Linked DNA regions of Homo sapiens: region 1 is linked to region 2. Evidence: chromatin loops called from intact Hi-C (ENCODE). Cell type or tissue: PC-9. All regions are shown on one strand.

Region 1 (8,000 bases), 1.0 Mb after region 2:
GCCCACCTCTCCAGATGCATGATGCAGAGAAGGCAAAACATTTGCCTAAGGTCACCAAATATCTGGAGCAGCTGTCCAGCTACCCTAACCTTCCACTTCCCATCACCCGCACTGGACTTGGCTCCCGTAGCTCCTGAGAGTGCCCACCAATGCTGTCTGTCCTGTTAGGATTACAGCAGTCATTGATCAGGACAGCTGGCCCTCCCTGCAGCACATGCTAGTGTCCTGACAGAGGATGACCATAGGTAATGTCATCACATTCAGGGGTGCAGGTCAGCACTCCAGCCCCTCTTCCCCCACATTCCACTCACCACTACCCTCCCCCTATCTGGGTGACCTGCACCTTCTTCCTAGTGATAGAAGTTAGGAGATTTGTGATTATTTAATCTTACCCTCTGTACAACACATCTTCCTGAGATTGGAGCCCCAGTGGCTTCAAGAAGCTGGGGGCCACAGAGAAGAACCAACCCCCACACTTGGGAGATGACCATTGTGCTTGGAAGTACCTGGCCAGGGGCTGACCCCTCTTTCTCTTATCTGTGGAGCTCCCAGTCTTTCTTGTCTAACTAGGAGGCATCATGCGCTGCCCTGTTTGAGGGCCTTCCTTCCCTCACCCAGCAGTAAACACCATCCCTGGGCCTCCTACTGTATCTGCTGGGGTGCACAGCTTTTCTAGGGGTGCTGGATTCACAGTGGGTGAGAGGGTCACTTGGCCTTGGGTAACAAGTTTCCCAATCTTAACAATGAATATGAGCATCCGTAAGTAATATTGTTCCCACTGCCGGGTTCCTGCTGATCCAGCCCCAGCCATGGCTGAGACCCAGGATTACAGCAGGTCTGGGCTGACACTGGCCAACCCTCACCTCCACCACTCCCAGGAGAGTCCTCTGGGTCCCTGGCAAAGGCCCAGAATTTCCTGGCGTTTCTGGCCAAGGCTGCCACTTCACCATAAGGGATTTGCCACAGGGTCACCTTTAGGCATGGAGGGTGGGGTTGAGAGAACAAAGGGAGCAGCTGTCTGTTCAGAGCCTCCTTCCACCCTCCCCACTCCTGGAGTCACATTCCAGCCCAGGCCCGCAGCCATCCGAGCTGGGGACTTTGTCACCCCACAGAGCACCCAGCTGACCCATCTCCTCATCTGGGGAGAAGGAGAACTCACAATCCTGGCAATGAAGCAACTCAGGGCTCGCTGGAAAGCCACGCTGAGCAAAGGACAAAGACACACATGGGCTCTCTCTGCAGGACTCCATTCCTGGGAAGCTCAAGGACAGGTGACAAAGGAGTCTACAGGGCTGGATAGGGGCTGCCAGGGTGGGGTGGGCACGAGAGTGGGCTTGAGAGGCAAGAGGATACCATCTGGGGCAAGGCAGATGTCACAGGTCTGGACAAAGTGGTAACACAGGTATATGCATTTATGAAATCCCCCAAGTTGGGCACTTGCAATTGGGCATTTTATTGTATGTAAATCCGACCTCATTCACTGTAATGTCATAAAGTCAGATGAGTTTTCCAAGCAGTGAAGAGAGGAAAGGAGCCCGAAGTGTGGCTCCCACATTCATCCCGCGGCTGCTGATCCCTGTACTGCCAACTCTTACCACCTGCCAGGGGGTCTCCCTGCACCTTCCACTTGGCCCCACCCCCAGTTACTGTGAGACTCCAGGTCCTTCTCTTCCCTGCTCACGTTCCCTCCAGGGGCTTCCTCTTCCTGGAACAGGCACACTCAGCCCCACCTCAGGGCCTTTGCACTGGCTGTTCCTGCTGCCTGGAGCTGTTTCCTGTCTAAACAGGGCTTCTCACCTTTCCAGTCTCATAGAGACCTCCCTGACCAGGGTCCGGTGGCACCCATCTCTCTCCACCCTCCATTCTATTTCACTTCCTGCAGAACAGATCTACTCCCCTCATCTGATCACTGCTCCCCATCTCCACACACACCCTAACTTCGGCTGTGCAGTTCCACAGCCACCAGCCACAGGTGACCATGGGATGTTGGAAATGGGGCCAGTCCAAGATGACACTTGGTCTAAGTGTAAAAATTTCAGAGACTTACACATACCCAAAAGAATGTAAACTCTCTTATTAATAATTGTTGTTCCTATGTGTTGAAATAATATTTTCGATATATAAGGTTAAAAAAGAGATATTCTTTAAATTATTTTCACCAGTTTCTCTTTTCTTTTTTCAATGTGTTTCCTAGAAAACAGAAAATTGCTCATGGGTTCATGTCACAATCTGTTGGGCAGCGGCTCTGCAATGTCACGTCCATAGCTCAGTCACCCAGGCTCCATCCCAAGCTCTAGACCACATGGTGCTGGGAGAAGTTGGTGACAGGTTTGTTTATTAAATAATGAGTTATGAAAAGAGAACCCACTGACTTTTTCCCAAAAGGTTAATTCCTTTATGTTTGGCAAAGAAGTTCCCCAGAACAGGGAATGGACAAGGTCTTCCAGGAGTGTTTAAAATAGTCTCCCTGCGCCAGGGATTCCCAACTTTCACCAAGTGCTCTCAGATTTCCCTGACATCTGAAGACCCCAGGATGCCAAGCCTTTTATTTTTCCCTTTTCTAAGGAAGTAGAAGGTCACCTTGTTTCACAACACAGACAGCAGTGTCACCTTTCTGGAGACCAGGGTGACCCAATCTTGGGAGCACTGGGAAGGAAGGGCAAGACTGAAGTGAGCTGGGGATTGGAGAGAGGAGTTAGGAGAAGGGGGAGATGGAGGAGAAGGGCCTGGAAGAACAGGGGGACTTAGGCAGGGAGAGAGGTGAGGGGAGATGGAATGGGAGACAAAGGAAAAAGAGGAGGGGCAGAAAGAGAGGGAGAATCTAGGGGCAGGGCATGGAAGGACGTGGGGCTGGGGGCCCCCAGGCTGTCTTGCTTTTATCCATTTATCCTAATGCACAGCTGCCTGCTGGTCTGGGCTCCCTGCCTCAGGATCATGCCCCTTCACTCTCCTGCACTTCCCCCTTCTCACTCTTTGTCCTTGTCCCAGCAGACCACAACCTGGCCCCTGCACACTCCACTGCCCTTGCTGGCTGCCCTGTTTGTGGCCCTAGCCTAGAGTCCCCCAGCTCTGGCTAGAAAGATCATTCAAAGTGACATCTGTGATGCAGACCTTAATGATGATAGATGGCAGCATGCCCTGGACTTCGCCATCAGTGAGTACAACAAGGAGAGAATGATGAACACTACAGTCACCCCGCAGGTGCTGCCAGGCCAACAGCAGGTGGGTGATGCCACCACCCAAGGGGTCCTGAGTCCCAGCCAGATTTGCCCCCTAACCCCAAGAGCATTCCCAGCAAATCAGCACTGACACATTCATGATCTAATGCTCAGACTCATTCAGCTTTCTCTGACTGTCTGTTGACAGCCTTCATGCCCTAGGACGCTCCCGGGCCATGAGTGCATGAGCTCAGCCCTGTCCTGTCCACTTGGCCTCCTTTAACCTGCATCAGCTCCTGGGTCTGTGCCATGACCGTGGCATTTCCCAGGGTCCAGCAGGTGTGGATGGAGACTATGCTGGCTCTGGGTGGGCTTGGTGCTGCTCAGGATGAGATCCAGGCCATAAGGCTCATCCTCCTCCCTGAGTCCTCTCTGCAGGGGCCACACCGGAGCCTAGCTCCTTGTCCTGCAGAGCCCTGCTTCCCTCCCAAAGTCACACCCCTGGGCACAACCCCCTAGGGCGAGTGGCCTTCACCCTCAGGCTGGCTGACCACCCCCGACAGCCCAGGGCAGCTGAGTTCCTTCTGGGGTGGAGCACGCCTGACCCTGCTTTTGCCAGCTGACATAGCATCAGACCTCAACCAGATGAGGACAGCAGTCACCCAGCATAGTGGAGGAGGGGGTCAGGTCGGGAGGGAGCTTCAGCAGGGCTACTGGTTCCATTTTGACCTGCATCCCATGGCACAGCAACAAACAGTGACACAGCCTTTGGCTCTCCTCCACCTTCCCTTGGAAATTCAGAGGAGTCCAGACCAGCCCCGTTTCTCCTCCTGCAGCTGTCAGCTGGGGCCCTCTCCCTGCACAGGAGGGGCACTCCCTGCTGCCAGGATCCCTGCTGGCCTGTACCCCTCTCTCAAGTGTGACACTCACATGGGATGATAAGGATCACTGGGCCCTGAAGCATGTTTTACAGTGAGCAAACTGACACCAGAGAGATCTCAGGACTTGCACGTGGTCCCCGGGGCTCCTTGTCTCACACTGCTTCACAGTTCTCACCATTCATGTCTGGAGGAGGCCTTGTGCAGGGAAAAGGGCTCAATTCCACTCTGCAATCACAAATATAAGACATGCAGGTGTGCTGCTCACTTTAGAAATATTGCTTCCAACAACACACTTAGAATGGAGATCCTACAGAGACAATATGTTATTGGCCTAAAACATCTGTGCATGTGAAGCCTCTCATTTCCTGCTGTATATGAAGCATAAATAAATCTAGGTTAATAGAGGGAATGAGATGCTCTATGGGCTGGATGCCAGGAGCTGGAAGTTAGCAGAAATTTCATCATCAGGTGACAGCCTTCCTAGGACAGGTCAAGTGTCCCTGGCCTCTGAGCCACAAGTAGCAGAAATCAGTTAATCCTTTGCTGTGGGAAAGAGCATTCACTTGCTGCTTAAACCCGCCCTGCAAACCTGGTGCCAGGACTGTTTCTTTGCCCCACCCTGGCTGGCTCCCCAGAGCTGTGCCTTCTATTCCTGAATCCAATGAAGGGGGTTTTAGGCCTTGGCTTCCATCTGCCCTGCCCTTGCTTCTCCTCCTACTGGGCTGCATGAGACACCTTGTTTCAGTTACTTAGAGAAAACAAGTTATCAGGGAGGCCTGGCGCCCGGGGCCACTGCCAGCCAGTGTGTATGCCTTGTGGGTGACAGTGTGGGCGGTTCAGAAAGGCAGGCATGAAGCCCCAGGCAAACCCAGTGACTCAATCACAGTGAAATGCCTGTGTGTGCACGGAACTGACAGTGTGCTTCCCATGCACCCTGCTCTTTCGTGCTTGTAGATGTGGGCTGGGTGAGCTACTTCTTTGATATGAAGATAGACCTAACCACATGCACTAAGTCTCAGCCAGACTTGGACAACTGTCTCTTCAGTGACCAGCCACAGTTGAAGGAGGTATGTGACTGATGTGGGTCAGGGATGTCAGGCAGTGCAGAGGGGTGTGAGTGGTGTGTGTGTGTGTGTGTGTGTGTGTGTGTGTGTGTCTGCTCCTGCACATGTTTTGAAGGGAATGGAGCATGAGTGCAGATGCATGAAAGCCATGCATGCATGGGTGTGCGCATGTGCCTGTGGAGATGCATGTGGGTTTGTGCACACACGTGCAGGTGCCTGTTGTGAGGGGCATGCATGTGTGTGTGAATGTGGAGTTATATGTGTACATACATGTATGTGGGGGTGGTATGCATATATGGGTGTATGTGGAATGGAGCATGTGTGTGCCCACATGTGGGAGGTACATGAGAGTGTGTGTGTATGTGGGTAGATGGATGTTTGAGGGAGTATGCATGTGGGTTCATGCATAGATCTGTGTGGGTGAGGGTTGGGGTGAGCTTATGGAGACGCCTATGTGTGTGCAGATGAGGTGGTGTGGAGACGGGTGATTAATTTGATTTGCTAAGAGGGCTTTAGCTTGGGAATGGGGGTACTGGGAGCTCCACCCTGTGTGCTTTGGGGTATTGCCTGCTGGACTGGAGGAGGGCTGGGTTCTGGTCAGAGAGAAGAGGCTCTGTCTAATCCCAGCCTCATGCACCTGCCCACAGCCACAGCCTCTCTGAGCAGATTAGAGGGAATTAAATGCCTGTTAGCAGTGAAGCCCTGGACCTGCCCCAGCTCACCCAACACCAGCTTCTCTAAGAACCCAGGATTTCTTGTGAGGTCTCTGTTCAGGGGAGAGCCACACTCTCCTTGTCATCTCCTCACTACCCTTTTGAGTTACAGTTTCCAGTTCCCTGGGTTCTTCCCTCTGGTCCCTCTTAGTGCTGGCCTGAGTGCTGGAGGTGGAAGGAGCTGGGGGCAGTGAGCCACCTCCCCCTGCCCTGCACCCTTGGGGCTCCCGAGGCCATGCACAAGCTCGGGTTGTGCTGGGGCAGGAATCCTGCAGGCTGGGGTGGGGGCCCAATGCCACCTGGTGACTTGGAGCCTTGAGAGGGGTGATGGAACAGTCACTGTGCAGTCGGGCTCAGTGCTCTGGGACTCAGCGGGGGAGGGTGAGAACCCAGTGTCTCACCTGGATCTGTCCTTGCCCCACTCTGAAATGATATACCTGGGTGTCTTCTGATTTAACTGCAACCCACACTGATTGTCCCCCTCTCTTTCCTTTCACAGAAACAGTTCTGCTCTTTCCAGATCTACGAAGTTCCCTTGAAGGACAGAATGTCCCTGGTGAAATCCAGGTGTGGGAAAGCCTAGGGGTCTGTGCAAGGCCAGCCGCACTGACCACCTCCTACTCCCACCCCCTGTAGTGCTCCCACCCGTGGACTGGTGGCCCCAACCCTGGGGGAGGTCTCCCCATGTGCCTGCACCAGGAGCCAAAAGAGAAGGCAGCAGGAGGACTTTGTTGCTCAGCAGGGGGCTCTGTCCTTGCTCCTTTTTTCTTGCTTCTCACAGCCCCCCACTTCCTGCAATTAAACAGTAGCATCGCCTCCCTCTGAGTTCTTGGCTGTCTAGGGATGTGCACACAGAAAGGTTTCCGCAGTTCCTTTATGAAACCTCCTTGTCCTGCTGGTGTGGAGATCAGAGGAGTATCTGGGAGCTGACATGGCCACAGCAAGGCTGTCAGGGGAGCTGCTGCTATAGGAGACCTGAGCCTCAGAGCAGGGAGCGAGCAGCCAGGGGCTCGGGACCCAGGCCTTCAGCTGCAGCAGCCCCTGGTGAGGGGGTCAGGGAGAGGAGTGGGCCCAGGCTGCTGCCCGCGAAGCTGGGCTGCTGTTTTGGTCTGAGCTCTTGGTCAGACCAGGAGGAGGGGGCTGGCTATATCCACAGCCAGGGGCCAGGCCTCAGTGGAGCTCGCCAGGCCGTAGATTCCATCTGTGCTTGCAGAGTTGAGCAGACTCCAGGGACTGAGCTGCTCTCATCAAATCCCCTAGACACTAAACATATAGCAATCGATGTGTGCTTCTTTCCATAGGAGATTTTAGGCCCCTACATGGAAACAAAGTCCAAAAGTGTGTGTTTGTGTGCGTGTAACTGATTGGAAGAAATGCCAACCAGACCAAGGATGGGCAAGATCACAGAGAAAGCAGCGCCTGCTGTCATCCGTTCTGGGAGGGTGCAGCCCACGCTGGGAGGCGGTGCCCTATGAAGGTTTTAATAATTCGCGCCCACAGGTCCATTATCTGGACTTGAATTGAAAACCAGTCCTCATGTCAAGCTTAATGTTAGGGATGGAAAAGTTAGAACACAAGCAGGACTGCCATGCAATGGACTCTCTTCTTTTTCCAAGGAGGTTCTATTTAATAAATAGAACACATCCTTTTCTTGTCAGCATCATCCTGTAGAATAGTGGATATTTGTGTCACAAAAATCCACTAAGATGTAGCCCGTCCTGCACAGCCCTTCCTTTTGCCATTTCAAGACAGAGGAGTGCAGCCCTCACGGCCAGTGCCTCTGGGGCAGGGCTCTCAAATATCTTCCATGCCTACAGCTGCAGTGAGGGAGGGCTGCTGCCATGAACAGTGAGGGTAAAATGCCAAAGGGAAATCTGCCCAAACAGCCCTGAGGCCAGCACCCCATATGCTACCCTAGAAAGCCAGGAGGAGAATGGTCTGACAGGGACAGTAGGAAGCATCTGCTTCCATTTGCTCTCCACCGCGATGGGATTTAACAGAATCTTTGGGATGTAGGAATGAAGCAGAGCCCAGGAGGCCATGAGCTGGGGAGATGTAAGTCTGGGCCTCAACCTTTCGGTGGAGGGTGTGCTTAGTGATTCATGCTTTTGCTGGGAGACAGGTGCAGAGGGCAGAGCAGCAGGTGGTGGTTGGTGGAAAAGTCTTCCATGCAGCGAGGTGCTC
Region 2 (8,000 bases):
TATTTAAAAAGCATCGAGATCCATATGATACTGATAATGATGACAATGAGAATCATTATAATCCCTCTGCAACCTCCAAGGGCTGTGGGGCCAGTGGGGCCCCTTCTCCCAGGCACTGATCCCTATGCCACATGCCCAGCCATGGTGGTGTCCTTCTGGCCTTCAGAAAGTTCAGGAAGGAGAAGTGGTGCCCAGCCCTTCTCTGCACTGGGAACCCTGCCACCCTCCTTGACCCATGGAATGACATGTTCCTGGGAGGCCTCAGGGGTCTCCTGGGTGCCGGCTGTGGGATGCAGGGGGCTCGCTGGACTTCCCCATACTCTAGTTTCCCTGTCTGTTACAAAACAAACCCAAACAAAAGAAGGGATAAAGGAGAGGTTTGACTGTTCATCTCTTAGGCTTCGTGTGAGGTGGAGAGGAGTGATGGGGCATGGCTCAGTTTGAGCTCCCTGACAGCTAGGTGGTTTTCTGTTATCCTTATAGCAGGAATGGGGCTTCCAAACTCTCAGATGTCAGGTGTGTGTACCCATACGTTCTCTTGCACAAAAACACATGAGGAATGTGGAGGTAAAGAAAACCAAGCAGTCTCTTGATGCAGGACTTCTCAGAGCCTTTAGAAGCATGTATAGTGTGCAGATGCTCATATTCACTTACAAAGGCAGATGGAACTGCCTCTGCTCAGAGCATCTCTGGTGCCATCTGGGGCTTGGGTTTGAGGGCCTTTGCATGGGACAGGTGGGGAGCCACAGAAATGAAGAACAGGGCAATGCCTAGAACTCTGAAGGGAGTTGCGGATCTGTCCTGCAGCTGCCCACCGTGGGGTTTTGAGGGTGCATGGGAAGGAAGGCCTGATGTGACACAGCATTCCTGGGCCTAGTCAAGACAGGATTCCTGTCAGGGCGGGTCCCATGCTGTTGACCCTGGCTGGGGGTGCTAGAGGCTGAGGGCAGTCAGGCCTGTTGGGTGGGCATGGGCCTGGTTGTCGGGGACCCTGAGTTTGGCCCCAGCTCAGCTGCCTCTGTGACTGCAGGTGGCACACAGGCCTTCTGAACCTCGGACTCTGCCCTGCACGAAGGGCCCCAGCCAGGTTCTGTGGGGCTGTGGGGAGTGCCGCACCTGTGAAGCCAGCCTTGGCCTCCATCTCATCTGAAGACATATGGGGGTGAAATGGCCAATGCTGGAAGCCCTGTGAGGGTAAATGAGACAGTGCCCTGGGGCACTTAGAGCAGTCCCCACACAGCACTCAAAAAGCAGCAGCTGTTATAGTCTTGATTGTGAAAAGCCATGTTTCCTGAAAGACATGTCAAAGCAGCCGGCTGTGTGGCCCTGCACCTGCGTTCCCAGGGTCGACTCACCTATACTGACACCCAGAGCCACCCCAAGAGCTGCAGCTGGAGGCAGCAAACGTGGAGGTGGCTGAGTGGATGGAGATCCTCAGAGTAGTTGACATGTACTGATGGCCTCCTGTGTGCGTTCTCACATTGGTTCCATTCATTTCATCATGACCCTTTCAGGTGCATGTGAGTGTCCCCACTTTACACATGAGAAAACTGAGGTTCAGGGCAGTGAGGCTCATTTACTCCCTGCCCTTTCTGACAGCTCAGGCCATGGTCTGACCATCTGCATAGCTGTCTGCTTGCAAATGCATCCATCTGGTGACTTGAGAACATTCTGGAACTGCAAGCCTAGGGCACCGCTGGAGGCTACCCCTTTTCTGAAGGGAAGGCCTGCAGGTCTGACCTGTGACTCCCTGAGTGTCTGTTGTTTCTGCAGAGGCAAGGATGAGTGTGGGGGCCAGAACACGGCTTGGTGGGTTGTGAGTTGGGGTCCTTGCGAGCGGTCATCTGAAGCAAGTGTGCTCAGTTCTGGGAAGGGGACCCTCTGTCCTTGCAGCTGGTGCTGACATCAGCATGGACCTCAGCATGCAGTCCTCACCACACCCAGCTGCAGGGCTGCAGGGACAGCAGGGTGTGGCCATCAGAGCCCCCACTGGGAGGGAGGTCGTGGTTGACCCAGAGTGCTGGGACTGGGCTCCCAGGAGAGGCTGGGAGGGCCGGGCTCCTGCAGGGAGGCATTTGTGCCATGTGGGTGTGGGTTGATGGAATCATGCAGTGCTCATGGTGGGGCTGTCCTGTCCCAGTGGCCCTGCCGTGCCACCCTGTGAGAAGGGCAGGGACCTGAGTTGACTTGTGGCCTCCAAAACTACAGCCTCCACCAAGGGCACCAGGGGGCCACAGGGTAACATAATATCATTAATTACAATGCTAGAAATAATAATGATGAGAGGAAGGTGTTTATAGTACTACGAGGCACCAGGCACCTCCTTAACACTGTATGACTTTCTTCCCTTTTCTCTTTAACAAAATTTATTTTAATTGACAAATACATATTGAACACATATGGTGTATAGCATGAAGTTTTGCAAGTATGTCTGTCTGCACTGTGGAATGGCTAAATCAAGCCAATGAACATCTACACTACCATACATCCTTATTGATGAAGAGAATGTAGCAGGATGAGCTGCAGACAAAACTCTTGAGACACTGGATTAAAGAAGGAAGAGGTTTTTATTTGGCCGGTAGCATTGGCAGACTCATGTCTTAAGAGCCAAGCTCCCCCAAAAAGAAATTCCTAGCCCTTTTAAGGGCTTACAACTCTAAGGGGTCCACGTGAAAGGGTCATGATAGATCAAGTAAGCATGAGGAATGTGACTGGAGGCTACATATATCAGCTAACAGAACAAAAAGTTTTACAGTGCTTTCTCATACAATGTCTGGAATTTACAGATAGTACCAGTAGTTTTTATCGGTAATAAGAAAAAGGATGGCTTAATAGTGCCAATAACACAACTGTCTGCCCATTCATTAGGTAACTGAATGTAGGCTCTCTGCCCACATATCCAGTATAGTCCAGCGAGAGCCATCCAGTCCTGATGAGATCCTGGACAAGCCCCCATTATATCAGGAGCTGGATCAGTGGGCACCAACTCTCAGGCTTCCCAAGGCCATCGGTCTCTGATAGTGGTTCCCCCGCATATATAACAAGAAGTAACATTAAGGGAATGAGCTACATTTTCTGCTAATTGGAGAAACAAATTTTTTATCTTTTTCAGAAGTTCTGGTGCTGGCAGATTTAACTCCTCATAAAAGGTTTGAAACACTGGTTTGGGAGAGTGCTTGTGGACCTCCCCTTGAACTAAAATGGCAACTTGGGGGTTTAACCCTGTCCCTTTGATCCCCAGGGTTACACATTCTCCCTTTTTCCAATGGGGATCTAGGGGATTGGTAATTATTAGTTCTAGTGGGTTACAGTGACTGGCAGCACAGGAGGGGTTGGCTTCCCCTTTCTGAAGATGAACCAAGTCCTTTTTGTTCTTTTTCCAAGTAGCCTAAATAACACATGGCCAAAAGGCACAATTTTCACAAACCCCTGACTCATGACAAACATATTTATTTTCTACTCTGTAGCTCCTTTCCCAGTTAAGAGAACCACATCCTGTTCCTAGCTTGTTACTATTAATGGCTGCACAAGCGTCAAATCTTAAAGTTACTTGTTTGGGGATTCCTTTTTCTTCTGTTCTAGTTATTATTTCACTTGTATCACCTAGGAAAAGGCCAGTTCTTAATCTTATTTCAAAACTGGTGGTTGTAGGGGGCTCAGATGGGTTATAACACACATCAGGTCAGTCATTTCCTGGGCTACATACCTTGTACTGAGTGGCATTATACAAACAAGTCTCTTTTAACGTTCCCATACATTGATAATAACTATAGAACAGAAAGATTGTTTTCATTTGCTGTCCTACCTCACTGACCTGATGAATACACTGGGAATAGTCCCCAGTTTGAGTAAGAACAGTTGAAGCCCTTACTGTAAGTCCAAAATTTAAGAAAAATGAAGCCCACAATGAGCTTCCTCATGCTTCGGCTGTGCGTGGACCAGTCAGCTTCTGGGTGTGACTGGAGCAGGGCTTGTCATCTTCTTCAGGGTCACTCTGCAGGGGTTGTCCAGACTTGGTCTTGCCTCCCAGGATTCAGGCGCTGCAGGTTTTACACGGTTGTGATGGATCCAGGCTAGGATTCTCTCTACGTTCACAGCAGTGGGAGTGATCAGGACGACAGTCTGGGGTCCTTTCCACCATGGGCACAAAGAGGCTACGTTCCAGTCCTTGATCCACACTCGAACACCTGGGGAGAAAAGGTGAACTGGGGAGAATAAGCTAACAGGGTCTCTCATTTACCCAGGCTGAGATTGTTTGTGTAATTTTTCCTAAAGCCTGTAGCTGTCGCTGTAACTCAATTTCACCTAACTCTCAGGAAGTGCCTGGAAGTCCCTGCAATATGGGAAGGGTCCCATGATATAATATTTCCTAAGGGGAATATCCTGTTCTTTTAGAAGGGGTACATCTAATTTTAAATAATACTATAGAGAGCATGTATCCATTTTAATCCTGTTTCCTGACATACTTTCCCTAAACTATTTTTGATAGTCTGATTCATCTGCTCTGCCTTTCTGGAACTCTGAGGCCGGTAGGCGGCATGCAGTTTCCAAATGATCCCCAATACCTTTGCTATCTTCTGTACCAAGTCAGCCACAAACGTTAGCCCATTATCTGAGCTGATCCGTAAGGGCAGTCCAAATCTAGGAATAAGATCTCGAAGAAGCACACAGGTTACTTCACGAGCTTTCTCAGTTAGTGTTGGATAAGCCTCCACCCACCCACAGTAGGTACACAAAAGAACTAGTAAATACTTGTTACCTCCACACTTTGGCATCTCTGTGAAGTCCACCTGGAGATCTTCAAAGGAGGCTGCTCTATAAGCTTGTATGCCGGGGGGGAACAGCTAGACCTTGCCTCACATTATGCTGTCGGCAGGTAACACACTGCTGCGTCACTGTTTTGGCAAGGGTTGACAAATATGAGATGTAGAAATACCGGCCTAACAACTTTTCAAGTGACTCCTGACCTAGATGGGTGGTTTCATGCAAAACCAGTACAATTGCGGCTCCTAGCAGCTGTGGCAGAGCTATTCTCCCGAATAAGTAGCTACAAGATCAAGTGCTTGAGGGAGCAGGGGGTCTGTGACTGATGCCTGGAAGGGGGCAGATGCTGCTTTTCGAGCCTCTGAGTCAGCGCAGGAATTCCCCAAACCCACCAAGATGGAAGCTCGCTGGTGTCCTCTGCAATGCATAACTGCCACCTTGTGGGGTTTCCATGCTGCTTCTAATAATTGCAAAATTTCTTGTTGATATTTTATGTCCTTTCCCCCAGAGTTCAATAGGCCCTTTTCTTTATATAACGCTCCATGCACTTGAAGGGTTAAAAAGGCATACCGAGAGTCAGTGTAAATGTTTACAGTCTTACCTTCACTGAGTTCTAGGGCCCAAATTAAAGCAATGAGTTCAGCTCTCTAGGCTGAAGTGCCCTGGGGCAATGATCTGTCTTCAATAACAGTGTCCAGGGTTACCATAGCATACCCTGCACATCTCTCTCCTTGTGGGTTGATGAAGCTGCTCCCATCCACGTATAGTTCCCAGTCTACTGATGCCCAAGGCCGGTCTCAGAGGTCAGATCTGCTAGAGTAGACTGAGTCCAACACTTCTACACAGTCATGCTTGACAGGGCTCTCTGATACTGGGATCAAGGTAGCAGGGTTCAGGGTGTTACAAACTTTAATGGTTATACAGGGATTTTCACAGAGCAAACTTTGGTACTTGGTGAGTCTAACATTCGTTAGCCAATGATGTCCTTTAGTATTCATTAATGTCACCACAGCATGGGGAGCCTTTATGTTCAGGTTTTGCCCAAGAGTCAGCTTATCTGCTTCTTGTACTAGCAGGGCAGTTGCTGCCAAGGCCCTCAAACATGGGGGCCATTCTTTAGAAACCCCATGTAGTTGTTTAGAGAGGTAGGCCACCGGCCTCGGCCAGGGCCCCACAGTTTGGGTTAAAACTCCAACTGCCATCTTTTCTCTCTCTGACACATACAATGTAAAAGGCTTTGTCAGATCGGGTAGCCCCAGGGCTGGGGCTGACATAAGTTTTTCCTTTAACTTATGAAAGGCTTGTTGTTGTCGGGATTCCCATTCAAAAAGTTCCTGTTCCCCCCACTTTGTGACCTCATACAAAGGCTTGGCTAATACTGCAAAGTTTGGGATCCACAGTCTGCAAAACCCCACAGCTCCTAAGAATTCTCTCACCTGCCTTCTGGTCTTAGGCTCTGGTAGATTGCAAATGACCTGCTTTCTTTCTGATCCCAGGCTGCGCTCCCCCTGTCAGATAGTAAATCCCAAGTAACGTACCTGCTGTCGGCAGATCTGAGCTTTTTTCTTGGACACTTTATACCCACAGTCCTCCAGGTGCCAGAGTAGGGCATCTGTTCCCTTGGCCCACCCGACTGCCGTGGGGTGTCCCAGCAGAAAGTCATCAATGTACTGGAGCAACATGCAGCCTAGGTCTCTGGTGGGAAACTTCTGGAGGTCTCCTCCCCCAAGATGGTGGGGGAGTTCTTGAACCCTCGGGGAAGCTGGGTCCAAGTGTACTGAGTAGTAACACCTGACTCTGGATCTTCCCACTGAAAGGCAAACAGTTTCTGGCTCTCAGGGGCTAATCTGATGCTAAAGAAAGGTCCAAGCAGGTGAGCCAGCTGTCCTCAGCTGGCAGCAACCCCAACAATGTGTACGGGTTAGGTACTGTTAGATGTAAAGTCACTGTAGCTTGATTAACCAAGTGCAAATCCTGTACCGGCCTTTAGTCCTTGGTCCCAGGCTTGGGAACAGGCAGGAGGGGAGTGTTCCATGGAGATTGACAAGGAGCCATAATTCCAAAGGTTCTTAGGCGCTTGATGGACCTGGATACCTTCAAGAGCTTCTCTGGGGACCGGGTACTGTTTTTGCCTAACTGGCTGGGCCCCAGGCTTAACTTCTATAAGTACGGGGGCTTGGTTGACTGCCAACCCTGGAGGGTTGTCTTCTGCCCACACTCTTGGCCACCACTTGGCCTGGCTCATTAAGAAAAGTCTCCATTCCTCCTCTCGGGGGACCGTAAGGGTCATAATAACTCCCGTTCTGGGTAACTTTAGCAGCAAAGAGCCATGCTCTGTAAAAGAGACAGTGGCTCTCAGCTTGCTAAGCAAGTCCCTTCCCAACAAGGGCAAGGGACAGTCAGGCATGTACAAAAACTGATGAATCACTTTATGTCCTCCTGCAGTACAAGTCCGGGGCAAGCAGAAAGCTTGCTTTGCTGAAACCCCCATGGCTCCAATTATGTTGAGTCTTTTTGGATAAGGGGGCGACCGGGGTGGTTACTACAGAATGTTCAGCACCGGTATCTAAAAGAAAATCAATGTCTTTACCCCCAACTTTCATCCTGACCACAGGCTTTTTGGGGGCCCTTGAGCCCAGTCCCCCTCATTCCAGTAACCCTTCTGCCAGGTTGAGCAGGGCCCCATCCTCCTTGTCTGGGGCCTGCTGCTCTGAGTCACCTTGTTTTCCTTTTAGCTGAGGGCATTTGTTCTTCCAATGTCCTATTTCTTTACAATAAGCACACTGGTTACACTGCAAGCTCTGATAGCCAGGCTGAGTTTCTTTTTTTTTTTTTTAATTACTGAAAATAACTTTTTATTTTATTTTATTATTATTATACTTTAAGTTTTAGGGTACATGTGCACAATGTGCAGGTTTGTTACATATGTATACATGTGGCATGTTGGTGTGCTGCACCCATTAACTCATCATTTAGCATTAGGCATATCTCCTAATACTATCCCTCCCCCCTCCCCCCACCCCACAACAGTCCCCGGAGTGTGATGTTCCCCTTCCTGTGTCCATGTGTTCTCATTGTTCAATTCCCACCTATGAGTGAGAACATGAGATGTTTGTTTTTTTTGTCCTTGTGATAGTTTGCTGAGAATGATGGTTTCCAGTTTCATCCATGTCCCTACAAAGGACATGAGCTCATCATTTTTTATGGCTGCATAGTATTCCATGGTGTATATGTGC

The links. Peaks named below come from ENCODE experiments on the same cell type or tissue, not always from the same donor. Only the 100,000 strongest peaks of a DNase experiment are listed, where the experiment ranks them.
Region 1: it touches region 2 in a loop (4-fold over the local background); 3 of 110 quality-filtered maps call a loop at or near these places.

The regions. Positions count from the first base shown.
Region 1 is chr20:23,917,170-23,925,169 of GRCh38, reverse strand. It overlaps the pseudogene CSTP1. Among named protein-coding and RNA genes, the nearest start is that of CST5, 41 kb to the right of the region's middle. RefSeq lists an enhancer at 6,697-7,488. In PC-9, no CTCF peak of the experiment used is centred here; a DNase peak (open chromatin) is centred at 4,889; H3K27ac peaks cover 1,099 bases.
Region 2 is chr20:24,927,534-24,935,533 of GRCh38, reverse strand. LINC02967 (long intergenic non-protein coding RNA 2967) reads right to left here. Exons shown (of 3, transcript XR_001754563.2): 2 at 4,760-4,895; 3 at 2,549-4,187. Among named protein-coding and RNA genes, the nearest start is that of LINC02967, 13 kb to the right of the region's middle. In PC-9, CTCF peaks have their summits at 4,132 and 4,334; DNase peaks (open chromatin) are centred at 4,913 and 5,433; H3K4me3 peaks cover 2,191 bases; H3K27ac peaks cover 3,772 bases.